Linked DNA regions of Homo sapiens: region 1 is linked to region 2. Evidence: read pairs that join two places in POLR2A ChIA-PET (ENCODE). Cell type or tissue: CD4-positive, alpha-beta T cell. All regions are shown on one strand. Each heading gives the region's core, and the rest is flanking DNA. Links, peaks and the distances in the headings are about the cores only.

Region 1 (15,108 bases), core at 3,384-8,383, 91 kb after region 2:
ATGCCTGTGATCCCAGCTACTCAGGAGGCTGAGGCGCAGGAAACACTTGAACCTGGGAGACAGAGGCTGCAGTGAGCCGAGATTACACCACTGTACTCCAGCCTGGGCCACAGAGCAATACCCTGTCTCAAAAAATAATTATTATTATTAAGTAATTAAACACAATGAGGATAATACCTTTGCCCTGGGGCTGCTGTAAGATTTAAATAAGAAAACACATATAAAAAAGCTCGGCACAGAGAAGGCCAGGCATTGGTGTCCATTCCCCTTTGCACAAGTAGCAATCGTGGGCCGCACTCTCATCGGGCACCATCCTTGCATCTCGGCTGCAGTTTTCCTTGCCCTGTATTTAAGTCTTGTATTGTCACTTCCCAGTCCCCACATTCACCTCCCACCTCTCTCCCGTGACTCCCTGGGCAGTGCTCATGATAGTGGGCCTCCAGCCTGCTTCCATACACAGCTAGGGCTACCCAATATCTGCCAAAGGAGGGCTAGGTGAGGGTCTCCCCTTGGCTGGCACCCCAACCTGATCATGGAGACACAGTGCTCTCTGACTCAACCCCAGGAGCCCCTACTCAATGACTCATCTTCACCAGGATTTCCACTGAAAAGAGCAAAAGGCAAGGTCAGACTTCCCATTGATCCATGTTTATGCTCCCTGGGTGCAGACACGGTGGCAGGGGGCCCCTGCCCACCTCCCAAGTCCTCACCCCAAGAGTGCATCTGCCCAAGAACGGCCCCAAACTTGCCAGCATTGTGCCCAAAGCAAGGCCTATGGGTGGGAGGGCACACACACAGGTGGCTGCTGCCGTGGTCAGCAAGACGCCCCATGCCCAGAGCCCATCTCCACCCCCATGTGCCCCACACAGCCACACTTCCAGCCACAGCCCTCCACCCTCACCTCCATTCCCATCTCCCTGGGCATCCACCAGAGGCTGGGTCCTTCTCAGCTAATCCTCTCACGTTCCTATGAACAGGCATTATGGTTGGTAGTATGCACATTTTCCAGATGGGAAGACTGAGGCTCCAAGAAAAGAAATCAAGTCATTTGCCCAATATCATACATCTAGCAGGGGCAAGACCAGGATTCAAACCCAGGCCTTCCTCCCCAGGCCACTCTGTCTCTGACACCACAGAAACAGGGGGGACAGCTTTGCTCTCACACAAGGCCTTGCTAACATGAAATTTTCTTGCTTTTGTTCTACAGTCTTCAATGTGTCTTCATTTGTTTGCAACCGCTGAACACAGCTATCTGATATCACTGTGGCCTGGGACTCTCAGCTTCCAGCAAGTGGGAGCCCCACCTGGCTCATCCACTTCAAAAGAGGATTGCATGCTAATGAATTAATACATACAAGAAAGTGTTGCAAACTCTACAATCCTATATAAATCTTAAGAAGATTAGAAGTTTACCAAATGCTCTGTAATGCATTTTGAAGGGCTATCCCTTAAAAGAAACTGGAAATCAGCAAGACAAGCTTTTCCTTCTTTTAGTGTCTTTATTTAGCCTGTACGTACTACTTGCACACATTAGTTTCACAGTTAATTTTACCGCCTTAAAAACAGGACTCAGATCAAAACCTAAACATGAGAACTCAGCCACTGACAGTGATTTTCCTGGTGGCTCCCGGAAGTCATTGCTCTCAGAGCTTCCATTTCCCCCTCCCATTAAGCAAAGGAAATAGGAGGGGAAGACAGCAATTCCACAAGGTCTTTGTGCACTTTGAAACTTTCGTAGCTTCAGTTGTTGGTGTGACAAAAGCAATCTGTGGGCAGAATCCAGAAGCAAGTATATGAACATTTGGGGAAGGGTGTTGCTTAGTGGGTCACGTTGTCTCCTGCCAAATTCTGTGACAACCCTAAAGTGCGAGAAGGGTTCCGAGGGGAGCCGAATGCTGCAGTCAAGCTTCATATCCGCCAAGACAAAGGGATTTAATCTGCTTGGGGACGCTTCTGCTTGCTGATTTTATATACTAACTAAGTCATCTGAGTCTAAAGGATAAAAGTTGAAAGCTGCCTAAGAACTTTATCCAGGGCCTCTACTTTCCCAGACCAAGTTGATACTGGAAAGAGAGTCTGGTGTTTCAACCAGAGTTCAGGACCCACGAATGTGCAGCTTCTATACTATAGTGAACATTTCAACGACTCCCACAGCCAGGGTTCCCATGTCTTCAGGTCCTGCTGAGAAACAACTAACAATCCTGCCAGCACCACCCTCAACACACAGAAAAAAAGAGGCAAAGAAAACCTCTTGCCGGGCGTGGTGGCTCACGCCTGTAATCCCAGCACTTTGGGAGGCTGAGGCAGGCGGATCACAAGGTCAGGAGATCGAGACCATCCTGGCTAACACGGTGAAACCCCTCTCTACTAAAAATACAAAGAATTAGCCGGGTGTGGTGGCGCACGCCTGTAGTCCCAGCTACTCGGGAGGCTGAGGCAGGAGAATGGCGGGAACCCGGGAGGCAGAGCTTGCAGTGAGCCAAGATCGTGCCACTGCACTCCAGCCTGGGTGACAGAGCGAGACTCCACCTCAAAAAAAAAAAAAAAAAAAAAGAAAACCTCTTTCATCAGTACTTTGCTAGTGCAGAAGTAACAGGTGACACAGAGCCTACCTTTTAAAGCAGCATGAGGAAAATATTAGCCAAAGCAACAGTGCCAGGCCCTGTGCTTACTGCAACCTCAGAGTATCCCTATCAGAGGGTACTACTGTTATCCCATTTTACAGAGGGGGAAAGTGAGGCCCAGGTCTAAGGTCACCTAGTTGTGAACAAGGCACAAAGACTCAACCCACATCTACAGAACTCCAAAGTCTGTCTTAACCCCTGGACCCCACTACTCCAAGACCTGTAAGTTTCATTGTTAATTATCCTTTAAGTACTTGATTTGTCAGCTAAATGATCAAATGCCAAAGCAGACACTAATTTTGCAATACACACACTCTCTAATACAGCCCATCCTGAGGTGTCCCAGCCAAACATCAACCTTCTGGAACTGATGTTGAAACATGGTATTAGGGGTTCCACTGTAAGCAAGAAAAATGGGCAGATGACGAGTATCTTGGAGAGGGTAGAAGCGGGACAGGAAGCCATCACTTTCCCTCCTTAACTGCATGGATGTGCAGACATGGTGGGTAACCTGCAGAGGGTGAAGTGTCTTCCAGGAAGCTCAGGGTGCTCCTGGGCCTGCAGGGAGTCACAATGGCTTCTTGCAACCCCAGCTGGAACCTGTATCCATCTGTCCCTATCTCCTCAGGTCCTGTGCCTCCTGCCTATGCCTCCCCCACTGCCACCCTGTCCTTCTCTCAAAGTTCATTTCCAGGTTGTTTGTGGGGAGCCCCCCCTCCACGTGTGCAGCCTAGGTGTTGCCCTCCCTCAGTCATCCTGTGGCCTCAGCACAGAGCCTGCCCACGGCAGCAACCTGACTGATGTCTATCTGCTAAGTCAGTATCACAGCAAGAGCACTGAACTTGAGTCCACGCTCAGCCCAGCTCAGTCCCAGAGGAGCTGCAGGGCCCTGGCTAAGCTCTGCAACTTTGCTCAGCTTTCTGCCTTTGTAACATGTAAGACGTTACCCTTGTGCTGCCCGCCTCAGCTATAAGTTAAGGAGGTAACGCCCTGTAGGTGGGGGCACTACAAAAATATCCCTAGAAACACTGAAATCCCTAGGTAGGCACAATTCCTAGCAGGGCATAGGCCCTTATTAAATGCTCATAAATTGGATAAAAGCATCTCGTCTTCACAGCTACAGCATTAGCTTCTAGGGGCCAAGAATATGTTTTTGAGTCCTCCAAGCACCTTGCTCCTGCAACTGGGCTGGTGGACATTCAGCAGGGCAAGTGAGAGTGGCTGGCTGTACGCATGAAGCACCTGCTGTCCTTAGACAGAGAGGGCATACTCACCCCTTCCTCATCCCTCCCTCCACAGGAAGGTGTGTCCTCAGAGGTGCTTTCTTCAGTAACTGGGGCTAAAACATATTCCCTGATCTAGTCCTTCAGGTAATCAAAGGCCACCGAAGGCCACACTTGGGGAAGGACTGGGAGTCACACTACACAGCTTGAAAGAGACTTGACCTGGGCCCCTGGCTGAACAAAGTGGCCCAGGCTCGCCTATGTGTCTCCTTAATGGAAGGGGGAAAAACAAAACAAGACAAAACAGTAAACTGAGCTGCTGAACCAAATCGGAACTCTGTTCTCCTGGACTTTTCAATGTTGTAGGGATTTTCTGCTTTTTAAAGCAAATAACATTTCAAGAGGAGGGGGAGGAATGACATTATTCAGGGACATAAAAGTGCTGGGATCCAAAAAGCCAAAACAAATCTCAACATGGGAATGAGACAGCCCATGTTGTTTCTTGAAACTGAAGCCAACTGCATGCATGACTTGTCAAGAGTCCATTTATCAATGAAAAATAACTGATGGACGAGCTTCCTATAGGCACTCCCATAATTCTCACGACCGCTCATGTCCTTTTAACCCACAAACACTATGAAAGAAGAGCTTGCTATAGACTGGAAGCTGCTTGACACACTCAAAAGGAAGGAGACGAGGGACAAGAGGCACGGAGAGAGGAGAACTCACACTTACCGAGTGGCCACAGAGCTAGATGCCGCCTTCTGCTCCAAACCGGGGGAAGGGAAAGAATGGGAAGAGAACCAGAGGACAATGAGGGGACCGCAGCGGGCCCCAAAGATAATCTACTATCATGTTAAGCCACTTAGCCTAAGACAACCATGACCTGTTCTTCAGTCGGACCTATTTATAAGTATACTGAATTTACTCAAACCATGACTAAAAACCAACAGAAGAGGGGTGGAAAAAAAAGATTTAAAAACAAAAATGGAAAGACCCAAACAAAAGGCTGTGTGGCCTAGGTGGATCAAGCAGGACTTAGGGGATGGGGGCTCTGGGCTTGACAGTGCCACTTACTGGCTCTGCCCAGTTTGCCAAGTTATTTCCCTCCTCGGAGCCTCAGTTCCCTCATGAGTCAAATAGGATGCTGGGCCAGATAAGCTCCGTTTCTGACTAGTGAGACTCTAACTGTAGTCACGTATCAGCTGTGTGGCTTCAGCCAGGTCTTTATGACTCTCTGGGCCTCAGTTTCCTCACGTGTCACAGGCAAATGGCAACTCTGGAGAGAGCATGAAAATCAATAGATTTGAAGGTACTGAATGAACTATAAGAAAGGACAGTAAGCTGATGATGCCTGTCCTGGAACAACTGCTATGCTGGCCTTTCCAGTCCTACTCAGACCTGACCTGCAGTTCAAGGTCCCAGGAAACTGGACAAAGGCAAAGGCCAAATCCTTACTTGCTGCCATCAAAGTGCCCTGGCTATGACCTCCCATAAAGCAGAGTCGGAGCAGGCCACAGGGACTCTTCCAATGGGTGGGACCGAGGTAGCGGGGAGGTGGTGTTGCAGAACCTGCCCCTCTCTTACATATCCATGGGGTGAGGATGGGGATGTATGCGTGATTGCATTTTCCAAGCTCAATCCTTATGCATACAGGGGCATCTTGGTGTCTTTCAGTGACGCTAACAACAACCTGATTTAGAGGAGTTTCTTGGAGAGCCAGGAAGTTAGCCAGTGACCAGTTTTGACATCTTCATCTTCTAGGACAACTCTCAGGACAAGAATCTCCTTTTCCTTTACAAAATGTTTATGAGCTCTCGGACTCTCCCTCTCCTGCAGGACAATCCACCCCCAGCCCAGGCTACAGACACAGCTTTCCTACCGGTGCAGCTCCAGTCACTCAGCAGGCAGGGAGAAGCATTCCTGTTGGTGTCTACAGCTCTCACAGAACCCCCAAAGACACTGCACAGAGGGAAGGTAATCTCTCAGCAGCTGGGCCTTGGAACACAGCTGCGAGGGCAGTGATCTCTTTATCTAGGAGGCCTGCAGGCTGGTAGCCCCAACACACCGGTCTAAGACTATATCACACTGGGACATGACAGGTGATGCAAGAAGGTCCCAACAAGCTCTGTAAGAACTGCTATAGGCACGAGAGGCACCAGGTTGCCCATGTGCCACCCACTCATCAGAGGTCACATCCTAACCTCAGCTCACACTTCAGGACTTCCCCCTTCCTGATCTGACTGAGTCATATCTACCAACCTACAGGGTCTGTTGTAGAAATTAATCAGACAGGCTCATCAATCACATGGTAAGCCTTCCGCCTTCTCCCTTCTACCCCCACATCGCGCTGCAAGCTCCACCACACATTCGAGAATGCCATCATCTGCCAAAACAAAACTGGAGGGACTCTAAGCTGCCAGGCGGGTCTGTCACATGACAAGTATACCCGAGCTCTGTGGCACCTCTCAGGTCAAACAGCCAAAGCTATCTACCTGACTCCTACTGCAGGGGAGGGTTCTGGAGGGCAGGATAAATTCTAGTAAGACTACTCCCACCACCAGCCACAGCACAATGGCGGGGGAGCCGCTGCATGTGTAACAACAGCCATCTGTCTATTCACAGATCAAAATAGCACCAGATTCTTGCCTCTTAAGGCAGAGAAAGAGATTTCTGCAAAGAAGGGCTTCACCGCCAGGCGCAGTGGCTCACGCCTATAATCCCTGCACTTGGGCAGGCTGACGCAGGTGAAATGCTTGAGCCCAAGAGTTCAAGACCAGCTGGGCAACATGGAGAAATCCCCATCTCTATAAAAAATTTAAAAAATAGCCAGGTATGGTGGCATACACCTGTGGTCCCAGCTACACAGGAGGCTGAGTAGGGAGCCAGGAAGGTCAAGGCTGCAGTGAGCTATGATAGCAACACTTCACTACAGCTTAAGTGACAGAGAAAGATCCTGTCTCACAAAAAAAATAAAAAAAAAGAAGAAGAAGAAAGAAGGAAGAAGACGAAGAAAGGCTTCATGAAGTCCTAATTCAAAGCTAAGTCCAGGCATTTGGCTTTAAATTACTTAGAACTGGCCACGGAATTAATCTAAGAAGTTTGGAGGAACAGCTGCTCAACGGGTCTTGAGCTCCTTCTTTATTTTTTGGCATGCCATGGGGGTGGGGGAACAGGAGAAGAAAGGGGCACCTCATTTGCAAACACTTGCCCCACTTCCTTCTAAGCACTCTGGATATGACAATCAGGCCTCCTGACTTAGGGCAAAGACCTGGGTGGAGGGGTGTTAAAGAGGAAATGACACAGCCAACCAGAGTCACCCGGCTTTAAAGCAAACACCTTGGGATGCCAAGGTGAACTCTTCTCGGCTTTTCGTTACAGATCTAAGCGAGAGTCAAAAGACTCTGGAAGAGTTAACCCAACTTCCAAAAATGAGTAATCATCTTCCTCGTTAGAAATGGCCCAGGCTCCAGAAACAAAGATTCATTCTATTGTTTGTCCGCAGCACACCCCAAAATGCTTGAAAGACTGCCAAGTACACCAGCTGCGGCTATAGCTGTCACTGTCCCCCTAGTGGAGCCATCTGAACCAGGCTTGGTTGTACTTCCCTTGCTCTCAGGAAGCTCATTCACTAAGTCAGCAGCAAAACTCTAAAGCCAGGCCTCTGAGCACTCCTCCATGCACCTCCCAAACCAAATGTGGACTGGCCTTCACCTCGCTGTGGAAAGGGGTTCTTCCCCAGTGTCATCTGGATGGAGTTCAAAAATGTGCAGGAGAAGGAAAAGTTACACATCAAAAAACCAACACGGCCGGGCACAGTGGCTCACGCCTGTAATCCCAGCACTTTGGGAGGCCAAGGCAGGCAGATCACCTGAGGTAAGGAGTTCGAGACCAGCCTGGCCAATATGGTGAAACCCTGTCTCTACTAAAAATACAAAAATTAGCAGGGTGTGGTGGCGGGCGCCTGTAATCCCAGCTACTTGGGAGGCTGAGGCAGGAGAATTGCTTGAACCTGGGAGGTGGAGGTTGCAGTGAGCCGAGATCGCGCCATTGCACTCCAGCCTGGGTGACAAAAGAGAGACTTCATCTAAAAAAAAAAAAAAAAACAAACAAACCACCAACACTGGCCACCTCGATCAGGAGCAGACCCAAGGGAGGTGGCATAGATATGTTCTCAGACTTAAAAATAATAATAATACCAGCCTAGGCAATATAGTGAGACCTCGTCTTGACAAAAAATAAATTAGCCAGGCATGGTGGCATGTGCCTGCAGCCCCAGATACTCAGGAGGCGGAAGCAAGAGAATCACTTAGGCAAGCCAAGGCTGCAGTCAGCCATGATCACACCACTGCCTCCAGCCTGGGCAATAAAGTGAGGTCCTAGCTTCGAAAATAATTTTTTTTTAAGTCATAAAATGTAAAAACAAAAAAAGAAACCCTATCCGACTGAATAACTGGATGGGATCAGAATTGATGAAATTTAACAAGTACTGGTCAGAGGTTGACATTGAAGCACCAAAACCCAGTTTCCAGTGTGCTGGATGAACAGTTAACAGCATGCCACCAGTCCTGACAAAAGCCTGCGTGGCAGGCAACTGTACTCATTCATTCAACAAACCCTTACTGAGTGACTACTTTGTGACTGCTGGGATGATGGTAGGGGCTGAAGACATGAACATACATAAGCCACAGTCCCCTCCCATGGAAGTGAAAACTATTAACAACTGATGGATGAGTGAAATAAAAACTAAATTAAAATGCACTAAAAGGCAGAGGGTATTATTAAAATATCTTGATAAAAATAGCATGATAAAATAACTGGGACCGCTAAAGTTCAGAAATCTGGGCCGGGTGCGGTGGCTCACACCTGTCATCCCAGCACTTTGGGAGGCCAAGACGGGCGGATGGCTTGAGCTCAGGAGTTCAAAACCAGCCTGGGAAACATGGCAAAATCCCATCTCTACCAAAAATACAAAAAAATTAGCTGGGCATGGTGGTGCATGCCTGTGGACCCAGCTACTCGGGAGGTTGGGGTGGGAAGATCGCTTGAGTCCGAGAAGCGGAGGTTGCAGTGAGTCTGGATCATGCCGCTGCAGTCCAGCCTGGGGGACAGAGTAAGAATCCATCTCAAAAAATAAAGTTCAGAAATCTGCATCACAACCTTCATGGGATGGGTGCAAAGTCACCCTGCAGTCTCTCCCTCCCACATCCTGGCAGGTCCCCTGCCTGGACAGACTCTTACTCGCTTCAATTATTAATAAATCAACAAACTACTGACTAGAACTGTGATGTTCACGAGGCCCAAGTCTAGCAAGTGCCGGAGGTGGCATCCACATCCACAAGGCCCCAGCAAACAAGGCTGGCAGAGCCGCACTGCAGGCTTCAGTTCTAGCTGACCTTGTCCTGCAGGGTATGGCCTGAAGGTCACAGTCTGTAAGGGAGTCTCCCCAAGCGACGCCAACCACACCCCTGGGCGAACCTTGCTTCCAGAGACCACACTGGGCCAGGTCTCCTTTTGCAGAGCTTACTTATGGGAGACAGTAAAGGAGTAAGACAGCTTCCTCAAGACTCAGCAGAATCCAACTTAAAGTCACTTGCCTTTCACAAGGGGGAACAAGTCAACCTCTAGAGAGATGAGCGTAAAACATAACCTGCCTGTGTCCTCGTGCGGTTCTATCCTCCTTACTCACTCTCCCTGTGAACACGTGTGTGAGTGCCAAATCAGCCTGCCCTGCAGACTGTCCTACTCATGAGCAAAATAGTACATATCGTATCGTTAGGCACAGCCAAGATGGGAAGTGGCCTAACCGCCTAACAGGAAGGACAGGATAAATACACACTGCAACACCATGCAAAGGACGAAACGCAGCTTTCTAAGAGGCTACGAGAATATGTGGAAGCTTAAAAAATTTTGATCTCATAGAAGTAAAAAGCAGAACAGAGGAGACTAGAGGCTGGGAAGGGTAGGGGGAAGGCGGGGAACAGGAAGAGATTTGTTAAAGGATACAAAATTACAGCCAGATAGAAGGAGTACGTTCTAGTGTTCTATAGCACTGTAGGATGACTAGAGTTAACAATATTATGTAGTTTCAAATAGTTAGAAGAAAGATATTGAACACTCCTGACACAAAGAAATGATAAACGTTTGAGATGTTGGAAATGCTAATCACCCTGAGCCGATCATCATACATTATATGTGTTGCAACATCACTATGTACCCCATAAATAAGTACAATTATGTGTCAATTTAAATTTTAATTTTAAAAATTAAAAAAAAGAAGGCTTTGGGAGCCCAACACATCCAAAGAGGAAACCATCTTCAGGTATAGTGCTAAGTAGAAAAGCAAAGATCAGAACAGTGGGTATATTAAGCTCCCATTTGGGTGAAACTAAATAAATAATTGTGCCAATAATACAGAAGTCCTGGAAGGATACAAAGGAAACTTAACATAAAACCTGTCTTCAGGGAGCGGAAATGGGTAGCCGGGAACAGAGATGAGAGAAGACTCTTCAAGAAATGGCTTTTTGTATGTTTTCAATTTTGAACCAAACGAGATATTGACTTTCACAAGAAATAGGTAATACTTTCTAAAATCAAAAATATAAAAAATACTGTATTTTTATACACACATTTGTGTGTGTATATATCTGCATATTCTTGCACATGCATATGGAATATCTCTGGGAGGACAAACAAGAAAATGACAACAGGAGCTCCCCCCAGGAAGGAGGGAGACGTGTAGCTGGGGACAGGGATGAGGAAACTGCTTTTCACTGCTGAGTTTGTACACATGCATGTACTGCCTATTCTTAAAACATTCTGGAGTTCTCCAAATACCACATGCAGTTTCCTGCCTCCAGACCTCTGCTCATGCTGGTCTCTCAGGCTAGAACTTGCCACCCACTTCCCCTGCTCCCTGCTGCCCTCTCAGCCTCCAGACTCTCTAACCTCATCTTTTAGACTCAGCTCAGGTGTCACCACCTCCAGGAAGACCTCCACACTCCACACTGAGTCAGGTCACGCCCTCTGCCTCTGTGCAGAATGCAGAGCTTGAATCACAGGGCCATGAAATGAACCAGCAAGCTGCCACCCCTACAGACTGTGTGCTTCTGGAGGGCATGAGCCCAGCCTCAGTCCCCTGAGTCCCCAGAACCTGGCACAAAGAGCTGCTCAGGAAATGTCTGCTGAAACAAAGAACACAATCACCACGTTAAGTCAAGTCTCAACATTCTTGGTGCCAGAGATACTGAAATCTGTCTTGCTTGCAGGGGGTTTCCGATAGCTATCAAAATGTTGTTAACACTAATTCAAAGCACAGCACCTCCTGATTCACGGAGGGGCTGGGCTCAAAAGTTTTCTGGGTTCCACAGTAGCAGAGCATAACAGAAAAACACAGTGACCAGCACAAAAACCCCTGTATCTGATCATACTCACACCTCCTCAGGAACCTGAAAACACTCATCAGAGTTTCTGTGGGCGGGAGGGTGGCCAGCAGCCCTCTCACACCCAATCATGGGAAAACTGAGAGCCCAGGGCCCTGCCCTAACAGCTTTGTTTTCTGTGTTCTGCTTTTAGGAGGAAGAGTCTTGCTGCAGTCAGGGCCTGATGTGAGGCGGGCAGCACTTGCAGGGCCGGCCCTGGGCCAGGCAGAGCCTGGACAGCCCAGGCCTCTGCAGGAACCCCAGTGGGACAGGGAGGGCCAAGGTCCTGGGAGCCTCCACAGAGAGCAAAATGGGTCAATGGGAAGATTATATACACATGTGACGCTGCGCTCCTTAGAACAGACTTTTACTCAGAAACAAAAAGTATTTCTAGGTGACTGTAGTTGAACCGGCAAATCTCATGTACTCCCTGTGTTGTGCTTCTCTCTGGGCATTATTTCCTCCCGGTATCAGTCTCGTCCCAAGTCCAACACGCACTAGGCTGGCTGTGCTAGGGACTGAGGGAAGAAGGCAGGTGATACATAACTAAGTTCACGCAAACAGCAAGTGTTCAATTAGGTTTCCCACAAGGCATAGTGTGTCATACGATAATAAATCCACAAGGGCAGAGAAGTGAGCCTGGAATTCCAAGTAGGGAGGTAAAGATCTGGGGAGATTTCCTAGAGGAAGCGGCATGAGTGTTGGGCAGGAGTTCAATGCCAGAGATGGGGTGAGGGTATTCTATTAGGATGCTGCTAAATGACATGTCTGACACTCCAGCAAGCTAGGGGGACGGGGCTGGGAGTGGAGGGCCCCTTCCCAGCTTTTGGTGGAAGGAGCCTCAGGATGCCCAGACAGGTCAGCTGCCACAACATCGGCCAGTGCCAGCGCCAGCGCCCTCACAAGGCCCAGGCAGGGGGAGCTCTGCGCACCGGACAGCCACAAGCCGCCACCCTGCTCTCTGCCTCCCATCACTCTGCTTCTCTCCACCTCTCAGAGGTCTGCCCTCCCAGAGCTGTCCTGCCTGAATAGCAGGCAAACAAGCTGAGCTATGGGGGCGGGGTAGGGGGGCACAGGCTGGTGGTTTACTCAGCTGAACAAAGCCAGGTGACCCAGGGGATTCTAAGAGGTCGTCCCAAACCTCCCTCTTTTGTAAATGGCAGCATAAAGGTAGGAAGCTGCAAAACGGTTATTTCCATCCCCCAATATACCAACAGCCCCAGCCGTGACCCAAGCAGCTCGCCCAGAATGCCCACAGACAATACAGTAATTGTGTTCTCCCTTGGGGAATGGGAGTGGCCACACACAGCCCCATACGAGAATGTCACGATCATCTCAGACTCCCGAGTTACAAATATGTGATCAAGGCATGTGCTGGGCACGCGCTTCCCACGTGTTTTCGTGGATATGAAAGCACAAGGGCCAATGTGCCCAGCTGCTGGGGGCTGGGAGCTGCAGAAGGCAGAGTACTGGGACAAGGAGAAAACCACACAGAAACGCTCCATTCAAAGCCATGACTGAGTTAGTGTCCCCTTGTTTCTGAGGAGCGAGAGTAGAAGGGGGAACACTCCTTGACAAAACAAAACTGTGAGGAAAACTTCAAGGCCAGGCAAAGCCAAAGCCTGCCCGTCACCTCCCAGTGACTACATCTGGAGCTAAAGACACAAGACCCAGCAGTGATTTCAGGTTCACTCTGGACAACTAAAACCCCCAAATGAGAGGAAACCACCACTAAGCACTTAGATGTGAGCATGGCTGACTGTATGGACTTCAACGCACCATTTCCTGGCTCTGCACCTGCTTCCCCAGATGGGTCCCAGGGTCTCTCACCTCCAGCAGCCCCGGCTGGGCTCAGGTGTCATCAGGGAAGGGAAAGAAAGGGTACAGCAGTTGATTCTGGACATGGTTAAGCACTCTATTTCCCACCACTGCACGGAGACACTGATTTCAGGGCACCTGAAACAAAGGGCGCCCAGCCTTGGACTGACGGCAGTGAGTGGGAAGCTTCATGAAGCATTCCCGAGTACAGGGTAACCTGCTGTGTCCATGACAGCTCTGTCAGCTCGACCCAAATGCGGCCTGTCTTTGGTGAGAACGGGTAAAATCAACCTATCTGGGAAACCAAAAGCTCAAAACTCAAAATCGCCAAGGCTGCCTCCGTTAGTATCTGGGTTCCAGGTGGAGGGTGGAAACCGAGATGGACAGTGGATGGTGTGTGTTAGTGATAGAATTACCTAAAGGTAGGAAATAAATGTGTCTCCAACTATCACGGTGAGAGTGTGAGGACAGCTTCCATGAAGATGGCTGAACGGAAAACAAAACATCTCCGGGAATCTAGTCTCAAGTTTCCCAGAAAATAAGATGCAGTGGGAAAATGAAAGGAAAGACGAGCCTCATATGCCAGGCAGCCAAGACCCACACAGGCCAACCCACATCCTTGCTGGGGGGAACACTGGGGTACCTGGCACCTGCTTCAGCAATGTGCACTGGTTCTCCAAGCGTGGACCCGGATCAGTAGAGAATTGCCTGAGAACTCATTAGGAAGGCAAAGTTTCAGTCCCCGACCCCAGACAAACTGCATGAGGGTGGGACCCAGCAGCTGTGTCTAGTAAGCCCTCCAGGTTGAGTCCGGTGGTTCCTAAAGTTTGAAAAACACATTTTTAGTGGATTTGGTACCTAGAACCCTAGTAACTGGGAGGACAATTTTGCACATGAGAAAATCAGGATCCATAAAAGTTGAGTTTCTTGCAAAAGCCATGAGGTCAGAATTGGATGGGTGGCCTACTACCCACCCCCAGCATGTCCTCTGGCCAGGCCCTGGAAATCTAAATCTAGGTCAAGATGATCCTTGGCCTTCAGGAGCTCCAACAGTCCCTAGAATGCACTGAAGGAGAACAGTGGCATCGTCAGAGCCTTGGCCTAGCAGAATCAGAGGCTGAACCAACCACCCAGGTGCACAATGCCCTGACCAGTAGGTGAGAAAGAGGCAGATGAGGATGCCATGTTTCTGCTGCAAAGGAAAGGCATGGGAAGGGCTTTCAGGCAATGGATTGACAAGCTACATTTCTCAAATTCAGCAAACCATTTGGAATGACACTAAGAATCCCAAAGGTTGACTATGCGGTGAAATACGTGTGAGAATCAGAAGGAAACAAAAAGTCACAGAACAGCTGCCATACGAAGAGATAAAAACAGGGTTGAGTGAAAAAGATAAATGATAGGAGGGATTGCTATTAGATATTTGAAGAAATACGAAGAGAACACCTCAATTCTTTGAAAAATACTAATTACCATCTGGCAAATCTTTGCTTTACTTCTACTTGCTGTATTGAGTCTCTGTCAAAAGAAAGAGCTGAGATACATGTTTCATCTACCCTAAGAAATTTCCGTCTAACACCAGAAGTTATCTACTTGGTACACAGCAGCTAGGCTGCCTGTCATGAGAATTTAAAAATTACATCTTTATTTGTAAAAATTCCCTTGCAATATCTATTAAAATCCAGAAGGCACTTTTTATTTATTTAGTTACTTATTTATATTTGGAGACAGGGTCTCACTCTGTCACCCAGGCTGGAGTGCAGTGGCACGATCTTGGCTCACTGCAACGTCCGCCTCCCAGGCTCAAGCGATCCTCCCGTCTCAGCCTCCCAGTTGCTGGGACCACAGGTGCATGCCATAACACCCGGCTAATTTTTGTATTTTTAGTAGAGATGGGTTTTCTCTACGTTGACTAGGCTGGTCTCAAACTCCTGGGCTCAAGCGATCTGCCTGCCTCAGCCTCAGGAAGGCACTTGTAGATAAGAAGATTACACTAGGTGAAGCACCTGAGTGATTGTGGGG
Region 2 (15,108 bases), core at 4,551-9,550:
ACGTCTGGAGTGACCGTCATTCCAGTGACCACCCCCATAGCCACAGACGGCACGTCAGTGGAAACGGGGGTGCAGCAGGCATGACACCAAGGCAGAGCCCGCAGCAGGGGGCCCGGGGTTCCACAGCTAGGGAAGCTTGCTCAGACAGGCAGCACACCCAGGGCACGGCCACTCACGCCCCCGCACCAGGAGACCCATTTGGAAGTTAGTTAGGGTTTGTTTTGTTTTCTTTTTAATGTGGACTTCCCCTTTATTTAAATTTTCTTTCAGTGTACAAATTCACAAAACTGGCTACAAAAATTTGGTTGAAAAGTAAGGCTTTCTGAGAATGAAAATCTGTACGTCTGGTCAGAACAAGCTCCCCACGGGCCCAGGTGCACGTCTGCCCGTGCAAATCCGGCCTCCACCGCGAGTAAGGCAAGAGGGTATGGCAACGAAAATGGCAAGGCTGTGGCCCCAGCCCCTGGGCCCCACGGGTGGACGGCAGCCCCTGGCAGTTTGGTGGCTTTGGAATGAGTGGGGTGCATGTGGCACTAAGCCCCCCCCACCGCCCCGGCTTTCCTGCAGGCTTAGCCCGCGCTTTAGGACCCCATGAGCAGGCAGATGGCCTGGCACGGCTTGCTTCTGGCTCTGCCCTTCCTCAGTCTCCCCTCAGAGGCAGGGTTTGTGGGCAAGGCTGTGACAAAAGTAAGGCTCCTGCCACTGCCCCCAGCTGGGGCCATCATGCTGGTGGGGGTGAGCTGTCTGCCTGCTGCCCATGGGGACACCAATGTGGGGGGCACCTCCTAGGCGAACCTCCCTCCCAGAGGACTGAGATCAGAAGTCCTGGGGCCAGCAGGGTGGAGTGCAGGAACAGGCTGCTCCGGGCAGTGTGGCAGCTTGGATGATGGGGTGGCACCTTATAGATAGGGTCTACTCCCTCCAGTCAAAACACAAACATGAAACCAGCTAAAGGCCATTTCTTTCTCTAAGCAGAAGGGATAGCCACCATTTTCTCCCCTGACTGCTGCGTGGTGGGCACAGGACAGGCAGGCGGGGTCTGAGGAGGCTGGGTCATTTCTCCCTAAGCGCCCTGGGGCTGGGCTTGCTGGTCGATGGGACCAGCTTGCGGGGAGGTGGGGAGGTGGCTGTGACTCAGCCAGCTCCACAGCTTGTCCCTTCCTGCCACCAGGCCTGAATGGGGAGGTGGCAGGCAAGGTTTGAGGGCAGGTCACCCACACCCCAGTCCCACGACATATACCTGTCACCATGTGCCTCCCACCCCAGCCCTAAGCAAAGGTAGCTGGGGGCTGCTGCATGCCTCAGCCTCAGCTGGCACCGTCCACCTCCCTCACTGCCTCTGCCTTCCACAGGAAGGCCTGCTATAGAGGCTGTGTGCCCTCGGCCACACCGGGCATGTGGTGCCAGGACCCCCCACGCCCAGTGGTACTCCGGGGGCAAGACATGGCCATGTGCTCTCCACATTCACCCAACAACTGCCCTGGCCGCCTCCACATTTGCTCTAAGAAGACATGGTCTCCATGACCCCCAGGCAGGGACAGGCCAAGATGTCTCTGTCTGCTCAGAGCCACCAGCTCTTGGGTTCGGCTGTCCGGGATCACAAGTAGACATGCCTCCGGCAGGAGCTACAGCAACCAGAGGTGAGCTGGTTCCCCGGCTCTGGGACCTGCCCAGTGCCCGGCATACCCCATGTGTCAGCCACCTGAGCTAGCAACACCATCTCTCAGGGCTGTGGGGCTGGGGGCTTTCTGCCAGCTCCTTAAAGCTGATTTTTAAGAAGTGCCACCCACATATTGGGAACTTGAACCACCATCCTTTTGATGTAGTAAAAAAATAAGATTTAAACAACGTTTCCCAAAAAGCATCTTTCTTGAGGAGAAAGAAGGTGAGAAGCATCTGGACTCAACCTGCAGAAGCGAGGCGTTCACTCGTCCATGAAGACGAGCAAAAGCAAAGTGACTACAAAAGTGCTTTGAACGCGCGTGTCAGCCAACACAAGGGAGCGCACCAGTTATTTTTAGCCTTATGGGAAAATGAGCCACTTGCTCCTAAGCCAGCCCAATTGCTATTGTTTGCAGAAGACGCCACATTCGCTAAAAGCCAGATTCCCATAGAGCAGAGCCCATGTGGTGGTGTCTGCAAGGCAGCCGGAGAGGAGCTACAAACCTTGAGAGGAGAGCAAACCCTCAGGGGGCTAGGCTCCTCGGATGCCCCAGGGTGAGGAGCCAGGGTGGGGTAGGGGCAGGGAGCATGAATCCAGCTTTGTGCCGGTGGCTGGGCCTACAACAGAGATGCAGCCCTCAGGACTGGGCTCCCCCTAAGCTGACAAGGGCGTGGGCTTGTCTTGAGGTGGGTGATGTGCCCTGGTTACAGCCAGCAGTCCTCAAGGACAAACGGGAGGTGCCTGGAATCCTGCAGGGGCCCCTGCAGAGTGGCCAGCGGACGCCCTTCACCCCTGAGTGCGCATAGGGCCCTCATCTGCCCACCTGCTCGCAGCTCCCGTCTCCCGAGGCCGTTTTCAAGAGGCTGCCCTGGTATCGTGCCATCCCTACACTCACCGGAACCAACCATGCTTATCACTCAGTGACCTGTCAGCCACAGAGAAGGGCTGCCATCTGCTAACCCTGCCCCAACGGTGGCAGAGCCATGGGGTCAGCCTCTCCATGCTGTAGGAGAGGCAAGCAAGTCCGTCTTTTCAGCCAACAGATCCACCAAATTTCTACCCAACACGGGAGGCCCTAACAAGCACCCTCCAAATCGTTCCTTGGGCCCGAGACTCCGGACATGGCTTACCCTCTGGAGGGCCAGTCCAGCACCCCAGGGATTCTGTCTCTCACATTGGAATTAAGGCCAAATGGTTCTGGTGTTACAGAAGGAAGCATCTCCCGAACCTTCCCAAGCCTGAAGCAGGGAGACCTGGGAGAGAAGGCACGGAGTAAAACTGAGTGAAAGAAGCTGCGGGGCCGACTCCCCAGAAGTGAACCTGAGTGAGGCCAAGAAGGGCCCTGACATAGCAGATGGCCCCTGGCCCCCACCCCAGGCCCTCCCTGACAGCCCCCACCACCAGGGGGATACAGAGCGGTGCCCAGCTCTGCCGGGGACAACAGAGACTGCCCAACATCCCACAGGGAAAGAGGCAGAAAAGACGCAAACTTCAAAGCTGTCCTCTGGGCTGCAGTAGTTCTGTGGACCTGGTGGCTGCCACGCTCGGGGAGCCGGTGAGAGGCTGACACACCCGCTGTATGACGCGGCCAGGCCAGGCTCTCCCCCAGGCAGCAGGTGGGCTCCCTCTCTGGGACCCGACACCACTCAGGAAGCTTTCATCAGGCCCACGAGTTGGGCTCCCCTTCAAGGGCCCACCTAGTGCCCAGAGTGGGGGCTGTCGATGCCAGCACACCCCAGCCCTGCCTGGGCCCACACCCCCTCAGTTCTTCTCTATCTGCTCAATGTCCAACTCGCCGTCCAGGGAGCAGAGGCTGTTCCCAGGGGCCCCGCGGTCCCGCCAGGCTGCAGCCGGCTCCGCTCTCCTGCCACAATCCTCGTCCAGGGCGCAGCTGTCTGACTCCTCACAGGACAGGTCCTCCTGGCAGGCGAGGTGGTCGTCGAAGGAAGGGGGAAGAGGCTCAGGGACCGGGGTCCCAGCGGGGGTCCTGCCCCCTGGGCCGGAGGCTGAGAGCAGGGCGGTCCAGGCCCTGGTGTTGCTGACGTGGCGGGCGAAGGGGCTCTGGGGACCGCAGTCCTCTGTCCCTGCGCTCAGGCAGCTGAGGCTGCTGAAGGTCTGACAGTTCTGTGGAGGGGCAGACACACAGGTTACTAAGGGTTACTCCCCTCCCGCAGCCCCAGGACTGCACACCCCACAAAGCAACTAGACCACCAGGCTGTGGCAAGACCAATCAAGTCCCGGGTTCCTCCTATCCAGGCAAGGACGGGCCCATGAGCAACGTACTCATGAAGATGCACCTCCGGCCAATGAGCGCTCTGTGCTCATAAAGACACGCGCAATTCCACTATTCACCTACTAACTCGGCAAAGCACACAAATTTGATGCAGACCCAGTTCTGGGGGGCTGCGGTGAAACAGGAATGCTCCTAACACTTCGTCCACAGCCTTTCTGAAGCGCAACCTGGGGAAAATATATCCAATTCCTTGATCAGGTAATTTCACTACTTGGATTTTTATCTTAAGAAAACATTCTAAGATGTGTGTAAAAATTTGGCAACATACCGTTAAATGGAAAAGAAGAGAGTAACCCAAACACCCTACAATGGTGGTGAAATCAATGTTTTTCAAGCAGGGACCTCTATGCAAACATAACTGACGCGCCGCGATACTTCCCTTGAGAAGGGATCTGACTTGGAGGAAGCCCAGGCTGTAACTGCCCCACACAGGGCGACACGACGCCCGCTCTACCCACTCTCCACAACCAGAGCGGGAGCCGCAGGCTAGAAGGGGCCGAGCTGAAGTCCTGAGCCTGGTGTGTAACAGAGCCATGCAGGGAGCTGGGGAAACATGAGTTCTCGGCCTCACCTGGAGACACAGAGTCTCTAGAAGGGAGTGGTCCTGTGCCCTCCACAGGTGCTGGGGACTGGGAGGTCTGATCTGCTGAGGAGGGGCCAGGCTCCAGGTTCTGGTGCTCGCCAGCTGGGGGCCTCATCTGGAAGAGGTGCATGATGCTCCCTGCCTGCCTTGCTGGGCCCTTTGAGGCCCCAGAGAGAGAGTAGGCTGCGCAGAAGCTTCTCCGCTCACCAAGTGTGCTCCCTCTGTGTGCTCCCAGGCACCAAGTGTGCTCCCAGGCTGGCCTGGGGCAGGAGGCAGCCTGGGGCCTGCCCGAGCGGCAGGCAGAGCTTGAACAGGATTTCAAGGGTACGCAGGCCAGTTCTGCTTGGCGTCAGCTGCCAGCGATGGGGGTAGGGCTGACACTGTGCACAAGTGGGTGCAGTTCAACACCTGCTCCCAGGGCAGAGCACAAAATCCAGCCTTCTCCTCAGAATGATGCACATGCCACAGACAGGACAGAGGCTGAGACAGTGAGGGGCACTCCCGGCGCAGTCCTGGATATCCCCAACCGGACTGCAGCAACGAGGTCGAATAGCAGAGGGGAGCGAGGGAAGAGCTGCGCACAGAGGGCAGGGGGGAATTCCAGCCTTTAGTTTCTTCCCAGCAGATGGGTGGGGACTGGGGAAGCAAAGCAGGGCCTTGGAGCACCCGCCGCCTCCCTCGCCGCACGCCTGCTGACGCCAAGACCACAGACCTGTCCCGAGGGCCTGATTCTTTCAAAGGCTGCAGTGTTTGTGTGTCTCTTTGAAATACAGGTGATCACTGGCTGTCACAGCCAACAAGCTGTTGAACCAGCCTCAGCGGATGGGAAATAAAAGGCGCTCTCTCTGGAGGAAGGTATATGTGCCTGCCATGGGCACGCTCATTGTTCCTGAACACTCGGTGGAGGAAGCCGTTCTGATGGGTTTGCTTTTTTTGGAATCTTTTGATTAACTGAGAAAGGTGAAGGCTGAGGTGTTGGGGGGAGCTCTGCACGGGAACTCAGGAGAGTGGCAGGGGCACCCATTAGACTGGAGATGCTGGCCCCCCAAGGAGCCACAGGTCCACCCTCTGGGCCATGGTGGGATTCGATGCAGCCCGGTGGTGTGCACACAGCACAATCCCCTCACCACGGCAGAGAGCTGGAGACGGCGACCCCTGCACAACAGCCCCAGGTTCCTCACCGGCTCCTGGCCAGGCCTGGACGATGGATCGGCAACCAGGATCCTCGCCTGCCCCTGGCCAGGCCTGGGCGATGGACCAGCAGCTCCCAAAGCGAACCTGCCGCTTGTGAGGTGGAAGCCCCAGTGCTTTCGAGGGGAGGGTCTCTGAGGCTCCTCCTGCTTCTCAGCCACCCTCTTGACTGGCCTAGACCTGAGCCAGGACAGAAGGAGAACTGAGTAGGGGGCACAAAACAGGGGCAAGATGGCCCAGCCTGGGTGGCCTCAGCCGTGTGTCCCGGGCTCTGCTGAGCCAGGCTGCCCCGACAGAGGAGGCCTAGGGTGAGGCCAGGATGCGTCAGGGCCTGAGGTCCCCGGGGAGCCTGACCCACCTTCTCCTGACCCTGGCTGAGCAGCCTGTTTCTTGGCCTGTAGAGCAGCCACGGTGTGTAAGGATAAATAATCATGTCCAGTCAAGGCCAGAGCAGCCCGGATGACATGCTGTGAACAGGTTCTAGGTGGGTGACAGGGCACTGAGGCCGACTGCCTTGGGTGTCAGCCACATCTGTTGAGATGCGTGTGCCTGACGCCCGAACGCGTGCCAGCGTTTTCTGCGAGCTGTCATGTGAGGGGCCTGGGGCGTGGCCTGCTGCGAGTGTTTTCTGTGGCCTCGCACGTGAACGCAGCAGGAGCGCAGCCTGCGCAATCGGACAGACGCCGCACAGCGCTTGTCTGTGCTCACCCTCTCGGTCCTGCTCGGAGCTTCCCACTGACCTCCTCTGGCATAAGGCGCAGGTAGCGGGGGTGCCTAACTTATGGCCACCATGATTGTGTGGGTCTCGGCACTAACCGTGGTGCTACGGTCGAAATTTGTGCCCCCCCCCCCCCCACCATTCCTCAGTGCAAAAGGTGGGGCCTCTGGGAGGTGATGAGGTCATGTAGGGGCCTTCACAGATGGGATGAGGGCCCATAACAGAGACTGGAGGGAGCGCAGGTGCCTCTCCAGCCAGACAAGGATGTGAGAAAGTGCCAACTATGAAGAGCAGGCCCTCACAAGACCCCGATCCTGTTGGCACCTGGATCTTGGACTTCCCAGCTTCTAACTAAGAAATACATTTCTGCGGTTTATACGTTCCCCAGTCTAAGGCATCTTTGTCACAGCAGCCCAAACAAAGTAAGACACTTTATGCATTAGCCATAGCCAGGCACGGGCACTGGAGACCCATTAGCTAGACCTTTCACAGACGTGTGGCTTTTGCCTCACTGCGCCCTGGAAGGGGCTGAGGTCAGACAGGCAATACAGAGGCAGACTCCATCCACATGGGCATCACGGCGCCAGGCAACTCTTCCACCTCTGGGCTGCAGCCAGCCTGCCTGCCGAGTCAGGGTGTTCAGGGCTATCTGGACTAATTGGGCCCTTTCTGCTGTGAAGCAGGGGGAGTCTACAAGGAAGGGCTGGTGAATCTCGTCACAAGCAAACCCCAGAATGCCACTGAGTCTCCAGTATTCTTCAAATATACCTGCTTCCTGGCCACAAAGCCAGCGAAACCTTGAGAATTCCGTTGACTCAAAACAGCCATTTCAGCCACAGTAAAAGAAAGCCAAGAACCACCCACTGTTTGCCCCAGCTGGTGGCGAGCCCCACCTGTCAGGAAGGAATGTGACTGCCACAATGGGGCGGTGTGTGTTCTGCCCAGAGCCCCATCCCTCGTGAGCAACCCCCATGCAGACACCCAGGGTGTGCCACACCCAGGCCCTGCAGCTGCCCTGTGCCCTCCATGCCCCGGGGCAAGGTCCCGCCCCAGAGTCTCCTAGCAGCTCTAGCTACCCCATGGAAGAACACTGCACAGGCAAGTTGGAAGCCTGGAGGCCTGTGTGCCCTCAAAAATGTCTGCAAAAAGCCGCAAAATGGCTAAGTTCAAAGTGCTGCATGAACACATTATTCCAAGGTGAAAGTGCTGCTCCAGGACCAACTGTCCCCCAGCCCGTCGACTTCTGCTCTCTTGACATCCAGCCCCAGCCCTGGGCTGGGCCACCTACTCTGGAACAGGCCTGCCCAGGTAAAAAGCTCAGTGGGAACTGTCCCTATGGCCTCAGGCTAGTGGCCAGGGACATGGATCAAGACCTACTCCTAGAGTCTGCAAAAGGCAGACCACAGCAGCCTGCTAGAGAGGCAACTTTGGGATGGAGGCCCTGCCTTTTCCATCAGACCCCCTAGACCTCAGCTCTAGCCACCAAAGAGGCCCTGGCCATTCCCGCTGGCCCCAGCTGGGGTTTCCTGCTCAGCCTGCCCCAGCCGGCCTCCCTAGGGCTTCCCAGCTTGGAGCAATGACCCCTCTTCTGCAGGGCTGTTCTGTGCAGATATTTATTCCCATACTTTCTCCTGAGTCCACGGGGATACAGACAAAGGTGGCCTGGTCCTTGCCTTCTAGGTACAAGCTGAAATACAGACCTGCCTCAGGAAACTCATCAACTCAACATATCAGCTCTGTACTGCTGCCAGGCAGACTGCTACTCACTCCGTCCAGCCTCAGCCCAACAAGCTCATTCCCTCTCCCAGGTGCTGCTGTTCCTGGGCCAGCAGGGTGAACACGTAATAGAGACGCTAGAAACATCTCCTGAGCTGAACTAAACCACATGTTTTATCAGTAGTGACCCAGAACCCACTCTGGGCTCCGAAGGGCAAGGCCTGGGGAGTGGAGGGGGAAACAGCCCCAGCATTTGTCTAGGGACTGCTGTCCCTAGAACTCATGAGCTACGGCCCCACATGCAGGAGTGGGCATCCGGTGACAAAGACAAAGCTGGCTGGTCAGGTGATATGTCTGGGAGCAGATAGTGACCACTCCCCTTTGTCCCGGTTGCCTCCTCCGAAGGAGGCTGCGGTATTCTCACCCCCTGGGCCCTGGCTCTCCACTGAACCTGGAGGGTTCCGGAGAGGAGAGTGGGAAACTAGACTCTGCAGCTGGAGGCACTGAGATCCTCCACTGGCCAAGTGGCCTCACTTCCCGTTTCCTCCCCTGGGAAGCAGAACTGCTGTCTCTGGCCAGGCTGCTTCACAGGGCCACTGCAAGGATCCTAAGAGGAAAGCCAGGCTGCTGGTGTCCCACCTGGAGTCCCAAACCCACAGCAGTGCCCACTCTCCACTGCTGTGAGTGTTGGCTCTGACAGTTCATGGCTGCCCCTTCCGGAACTACTCTGGGCTGGGAGATCTAGGATAGGAAGGAGGTTACCCTTTCCCTTTGGGGTCACCCCCAGCCAATGACCAACAGGTGCAGGGACAGGAGCTGTCCCTCCTCTTGGGCGGGATCAAGTCCCACGTGCTAGTCACACTTCGCAGCTCCCAAAGCACCAGGCTGAGAAGCGACTTCAGCTGAGCCCACCTCTTTCCTGGGCCTCTGCAGTTCATGGGCTTCCCTCGCCTCCCTGAAGGTTCTTGCTGGGAGCATCCCTCTCTGTGTCACTGGCACGAGAATCCCCGGCTCAGGCCCCGCTTCTAGAGACCCAATCTAAAGCCACAGGTAAAAGCACCCTGGGTGTTAATGTAGTTATAGGTTATGCACCTGCTTCTTAGTACTACTATTCTTTCTAGAACGGGAATGTCAAGCCATGGTCAGAGACTGGCCACGGGGCCCTGTGGGGAGTCCAGTTCCTGGCCCCAGCCTGCCTGGCATGTGCTGGGGAGGGGTGGTTGTTGGGGACGCCTCTCCTCGGTTAGTCGGTGTCTTAAGTGTAGTGCCCACATGAGGCTTCCTCTGGGCCCCTGCCTGCGCCAAGTCCGTCTCCCAGAGGTGCTCAAGTGCCTCCCTTTTGGGCAAGCGAAGACCACTTCCCTCCTGTGCCACTGCTCCTCATGGCGGGACCAGCTGCGTTTCCTCCTTCCCTTGCTCTCTCCCTCTTTTTAGTCCAGTTTTATGGCGCTCTGTGTTAGAGGTCTTCATGGAGCTACCTCGAGTCCCTCTGAGAAAGGGCCATCAACAAGCCCAACTCACAAGTCACGAGCAGAGCTGGTCCCCAGCCTGGCCTGGCAGCTGCCCTGCTGAAAGCTGCAGGGGCCCCAGGCTCTGGCTGAGTGGACGCATTTCCTCCCCAAACAGACGCTTGCATGAGAACAGAATTCTCCAAGTATCAAGAAAACACCAGGCTATGAGAATGGATGGCCAACAGCCTGGAAATTTTCTAAGTCCCATTTGTGCTGGAAGCTGGCACAGAAACAACCAAGACGGCAAGGCATGTGGTTTCCTAGGCTTTTTAAAAAACTATTTCAGAAAAGAAAAAAAGGCACAAGCATATTTTTGGCCCATCTTTAACCCATCTCTGGTAAATCTGGATTTTGCGTGAAGGCCGTACTCTTTCTCACAGGAAGCTGCTGCCCCTGCCCCTGGGGCCAGAGGGGTCAGGTGGTGGTGGCTTCTTTTCCTCTGAGGCTGCAGGTGCTAGAGATGCCTCGAAGGCTGTGGGCATGGCCAACCTTTCCCTAGGGGCTGACTGCCCAGGCTCTGCAGGGCCCTTCCCCTGGGCATCTGGTCTTCTGCTGCTGCCCAGCCACCTCCTGTGTAGGCCAGGTCAGCTGCTCGCCCAGGGCCGTGTTGGTGCCCAGTCTTAAAAAGGGATAGCATCAGCCAAGCGGGGTGGCTCACACCTGTCATCCCACAACTTTGGGAGGCCAAGGCAGGTGGATTGCTTGAGCCCAGGAGTTTGAGATCAGCCTGGGCAACATGGCAAAACCCCATTTCTACCAAAAAAACTAAAAATTAGCCTGACATAGTGGCGCATGCCTGTGGTCCCCGCTACTCGGGAGGCTGAGGTGGGAGGATCACTGAAGCCCAGGTGGCAGAGGTCGCAGTGAGCCGAGATTGCACCACTGTACTCCAGCCTGGGCAACAGGGCAAGACCTGTCTCTCCAAAAAAAGAAAAGCGGGGGACAGCATCATGCCCAGCCCATTTTTGTGAAATGCTTACCACCTTTGGACCCCAAAGAGGCAGCCCTTCTGAGTCTGGACTGCCTCCTTACCCTCAGGAATCAGGGCAACACTGGCAGCAAAACCCAGATGGGGAAGCCAGGTTGCCAGGGCCTGAAAATAGGGAAATCAGGTTGCCAGGAGCGGGAAGGTACTCCAGGGCCCTGGAAGCTCCACTGATTTGGCAATGGATACTCAAGACTCTTCCCAGACCACAGGTTCTAGAAGCAAATGGCCCAGTGGGGGTGGTAAATATCTTCAGGGTGGAAGGCTGGCCCTGGTCAGTTACTAGGAAAGTTCCCACCTTCCTGTGACAGTTTCCTTAGCTCATTTCTGCAGAGGCCAACAAATGTGTACTGAGCGCCTGCCACATGCCAGCCAGACTGTGGTCACCCCGTTCCAGAAGCCAGTACAGCAGGGGACAGACTTTGGCGGCACTGTCTCAGACTGGTCAGACTCACAGGGCAGGCGCCATTTTTCCTTTTCTGTGGACAAGGTATCTTGCCCCAAATCTGACATCCCCTCCAGATCTGGGAGGCCCAGGTGGTGCCAGAGCCAGGTATGCTGTGTGGCGGCCAGTCCAGGCCACGCTGAGTCACTTCGGGAAGGGTGGCACCAGCTTGGGGCTCTCTCCATGGTCTCCACACCCCCAGCCATCCCTTGGCCTTGCTGTCCCCGCTCTGGTGGCTCTCTTGGGGCCCTCATGCTGTGCATCCTGGGGGCACCCCTCCCGCTGGATTCTTTACACAGTGTAGCCTTGCCTACGGTAACTCGAGGCCTAGGACCCAGCTGGGGACAAGGACTCTAAGGAAAATTACCTATGGCCTCCGGAGGCTGAAGGAGTGGGGGAAGGAGGAGTTGATCTTGGGGACAGCCCATCCCCAGCCCAGACACCTAAAATCCCAGGCCTCTGAAGACGGACCTAGGGCCAGCAGGCCCAGCCTACTATCTCCCCTGCCAGACCCAAGGAAGGCAAGCGTGGGCTCCAGCAGGTGCCCTGTGGACTCCACTCATCCCGTGGGCTATCAGCAACAGAGGGTTACTCATAACGGAGCCCTAGAAAGTCACTCCGTTGGCCTGGGGAGTTGTCAAGTTCACCAGAGTGGTGCTCATCGGGCCAAACCCGCCACGCAGGCCAGAGCCCGGCCACCACTCTCGGGCTGGCCTTTCCCAAGGCCCCTCTTCCTCAGGCTCTGCTTCCTGGGCCCTCCGCCCTTGCTGCTCCCACTCAGGCTCTGACTCCTTCTATAGCAAACCTCTTTCAGCCACATAAACCCCCTCTGCACCAGCCCTGGGTCAGCACCATCCTGACGGCCCCGCCCTGTCTCCCTCTTCACTGGCAGATTCCTTCTCTCCCACCAAAACCCGCCTCTGCAGCAGCCACTCCGGAAGCAGGCCCAAGCTCCTGTGTGTACCCCATTTCCTGCCAAGCGTGCAGGGAACCCTGACCCCACATGCCACGGCCTGGTTCACAGTGGGTGCATCGTGCAGCCTGGGGGCAGAGGGTAGGTAGGAAGGAAGGGCCCACCCGGTCGGCCCTCCCAACTGGGCCTCTGTTTGCACAGCCCTGGGGTCCTGAGGCCTACACCCCAGGATGCCGTGGGTAAGAACAGACCTTGGAGGCCCAGAGCCACGCGTGTCCTCTGAATGGTGGCCAACCCAGGGGCCCCTCTCCGAGGGCACCCCACAGGCCACACGGTGGCGACGTTTCTGCACCAGGCCCCAGATGGCAGATGGCCTGCCCGAACACAGAAGGTGTGGGAGCTGACGCCAAAGGGCCTCCCGGTGCTCTCACAATTGGAAAACAAACATTTTGTTTCTGTGGTGTACATTCCAGCCAGCACACACTCAGGACAGGACTCGTGAAACCACCTCGCTCGCAGCTTGGCGTGAAGAGAATTCTTTGCCTAACAAAAGTCAAGGGACCTTTCCAAAGCACACAGGGTTCTGGCGGGGGGCCGAGGCTAATGTACTGCCTGCGCCCACAGACCTTGAATAGAGTCGACCAGCAGGGCTCACAGTTTTGGGGGTGGCTTCTGAGCAGGACTAGCGATGCAGAAGGTATGTCCAAGGCTCTCAGAGGGGCTGGTGGGCACTCGTTCGCATTCAGCTGCCTGGGGCCACATCGGGGTGCTGAAGACAGGACTGCTGAGCACGGCCTCTGGGCTCCACCCCAGCAGCTCACAACTCTGTTCCAGATATTGTCTTCCATGGAGGGCACACTCTTGGAGAAGTGAGCAAATCACCAACTGGTTTAGCCACTCTTGCAGATGAGCAGACAGAGGCCGAGTGAGGAGAAGGGACATGCCCCAGACTGCACAGCTGCGTGATGTGCAATCGCACCCCATCACTCTGGGCTGTGCTCAGGAAAGCATGCAGTCCTCCGGCAGGACGGTGGGGTAGTATGGGCTGGACAGGCCTGGGCTGGAATCCCAGCTCGGGTGTGCCCTGAGGGAACTTGGCAAATCATTAAACTTCTGTGCCTCAGTTTCTCATGTGTACAAGGCTAATAAGAGCCTCAAAGCCTCAGAAGTGTTTGGAGGGATAAATAGAGACCACCAAGGGTGCGATCCCCCCTTCCCACACTCCACCCCACAACTGTGCCTCTGTCTCTCTGTGGACACAGCAAGGCCACAGCAAAGGGGTCTGGGAGCTCTGCTTATATCCAACCACTCTTGCTAACAACAATCTGCTTTCAAGAGCAAGAAGACACGCCAGCAACACAAAAGATAAAATACCCAGGAATGAACTTATAAGAACTGGGAAAATTGATAGAAAAAAAAAAAAAAAACTTTAAAGAACAGAAAAGCAAGACTGAACAAATAGAAATAAATCCTGTGTGAGGGATAGGAAGACTCAACCTCAAAAAGGTGTAAATTCTCCCTAAATTAATTCAGAAGTCTAATATGATCCCAATCTAAAATATCAACAGTACTCCCAATCCCCATGGTCTTAAGACAGACTAATTTTCAAGTTTTTAATGAAAAAATAAACAAGTGAGATTAGTCAGGAAAACTCTGTAAAGAACAGTGGGGAAGCTAACCCTCCTAGACTAGCCCGTACCATATAATATGCCAAAACACATTACTAAGCCTCCATAACTAAAACAGCATATTAGTATGAACGTACATGCATACCTACAGAGACCAATGAAACAGAATGTTCTGAAATAGACCCAGTTTGGTATATGATAAGGGTAGAATCTCAAAGCAGAGGAGAAAAGATGGCATTCTCAACAGATGGTACTGAAACAGACAGGCAGCTACATTAAAGAAAATGCTGGCTCCATACTCACACCACATACAAGATAAACTCAACACAGACCAAAGAGTGTAATATAACCCATCAAAGTACTAGAAGAAAACAGGAGACTTCCTTTATCATCTCGTGAGAAAAAAAGGCCTTTCTAAAACTCAAAATCCAGAGCCATAAAAGAAATAAGTAATAAATTTGATAAAAACATTTACATGTCAAAAAATGCCAAAAGCACTGGTAGGAATGTAAGATGGTACAGTCGTTGCGGAGAACAGTTTGGCAGCTTCTCAAAATGTTCAACACAGAGTTACCATCAGACCCAGCAATTCCATGTCTAAGAAATGAAAACATATGTCTATGTAGAAACTTGTACACAAACATTTACAACAGTGTTATTCAAAATATCCAAAAAGTAGAAACAGCCCAAATGTCTATCAACTGGTGAATGGACACATAAAATGTGGTCTAGCTGTACAACAGAATATTATTTGGCCATAAAAAGAAAGGAGATACTGATACATGCTACGGTGTGGATGACCCTTGAAAGCATGACGCTAAGTGAAGGAAGCCAGACGCAAAAGGCCACATATTTCATGGATCCATTGATATGAAATGTCCAGAATAGGGAAACCCACTGATACGGTTTGGCTGTGTCCCCACCCAAATCTCATCTTGAATTGTAGTTCCCATAATCCCCACGTTTCGTGGGAGGGACGCAGTGGAAGGTAACTGAATCATGGGGGCAGTTACCTTCATGCTACTCTTGTGATAGTTAGTTCTCACGAGAGCTGATGGTTTTATAAGGGGCTTTGTTCAGCACTTCTCTCACCTGCCGCCATGTGAAGAAGGATGTGTTTGCTTCCCCTTCCGCCATGACTGTAAGTTTCCAGAGGCCTCCCCGGCCATGTGGAACTGTGAGTCAATTAAGACTCTTTCCTTTAAAATTACCCAGTCTCAAGTATTTCCTTATGGCAACGTGAGGACGCACTAATACACCCATGGAGACAGAACACAGTTTTGTGGTTGCCAGTGGCTGGGAGTGGTGGTGGCTGAAGGGGACGGGGAGTGACTGCTAAGGGGTATGGACTTTCTTTTGAGGTGATAAAAATGTTCTAAAATTGATTGTGGTGATGGCTGTAGAACTCTGTGAATATATTCAAGACCACTAAGTTGTACACCTTAAATGGGTGAACTGTGTG

What was found. ChIA-PET counts read pairs that join two places held together with the same protein. Peaks named below come from ENCODE experiments on the same cell type or tissue, not always from the same donor. Only the 100,000 strongest peaks of a DNase experiment are listed, where the experiment ranks them.
Region 1: POLR2A ChIA-PET joins it to region 2 with 20 read pairs; 9 of 35 experiments call an interaction of 5 or more read pairs at or near these places.

What each region holds. Positions count from the first base shown.
Region 1 is chr10:124,712,227-124,727,334 of GRCh38, forward strand. The region is part of intron 1 of FAM53B (family with sequence similarity 53 member B); the gene reads right to left. FAM53B-AS1 (FAM53B antisense RNA 1) reads left to right here. Exons shown (of 2, transcript NR_120631.1): 2 at 1,208-2,548. Among named protein-coding and RNA genes, the nearest start is that of FAM53B-AS1, 16 kb to the left of the region's middle. RefSeq lists enhancers at 474-768, 11,433-11,522, 11,573-11,662, 11,932-12,898. In CD4-positive, alpha-beta T cell, for the core only: CTCF peaks have their summits at 7,401 and 7,684; DNase peaks (open chromatin) are centred at 6,115, 7,135 and 7,405; H3K4me3 peaks cover 1,452 bases; H3K27ac peaks cover 4,477 bases.
Region 2 is chr10:124,619,818-124,634,925 of GRCh38, forward strand. FAM53B (family with sequence similarity 53 member B) reads right to left here. Exons shown (of 5, transcript NM_014661.4): 5 at 1-3,787. The coding sequence ends at 3,425. Among named protein-coding and RNA genes, the nearest start is that of FAM53B-AS1, 77 kb to the right of the region's middle. RefSeq lists enhancers at 392-521, 1,874-2,374, 5,251-6,206, 6,207-7,162, 7,163-8,118 and 1 more. In CD4-positive, alpha-beta T cell, for the core only: a CTCF peak has its summit at 7,409; a DNase peak (open chromatin) is centred at 7,374; H3K27ac peaks cover 2,628 bases.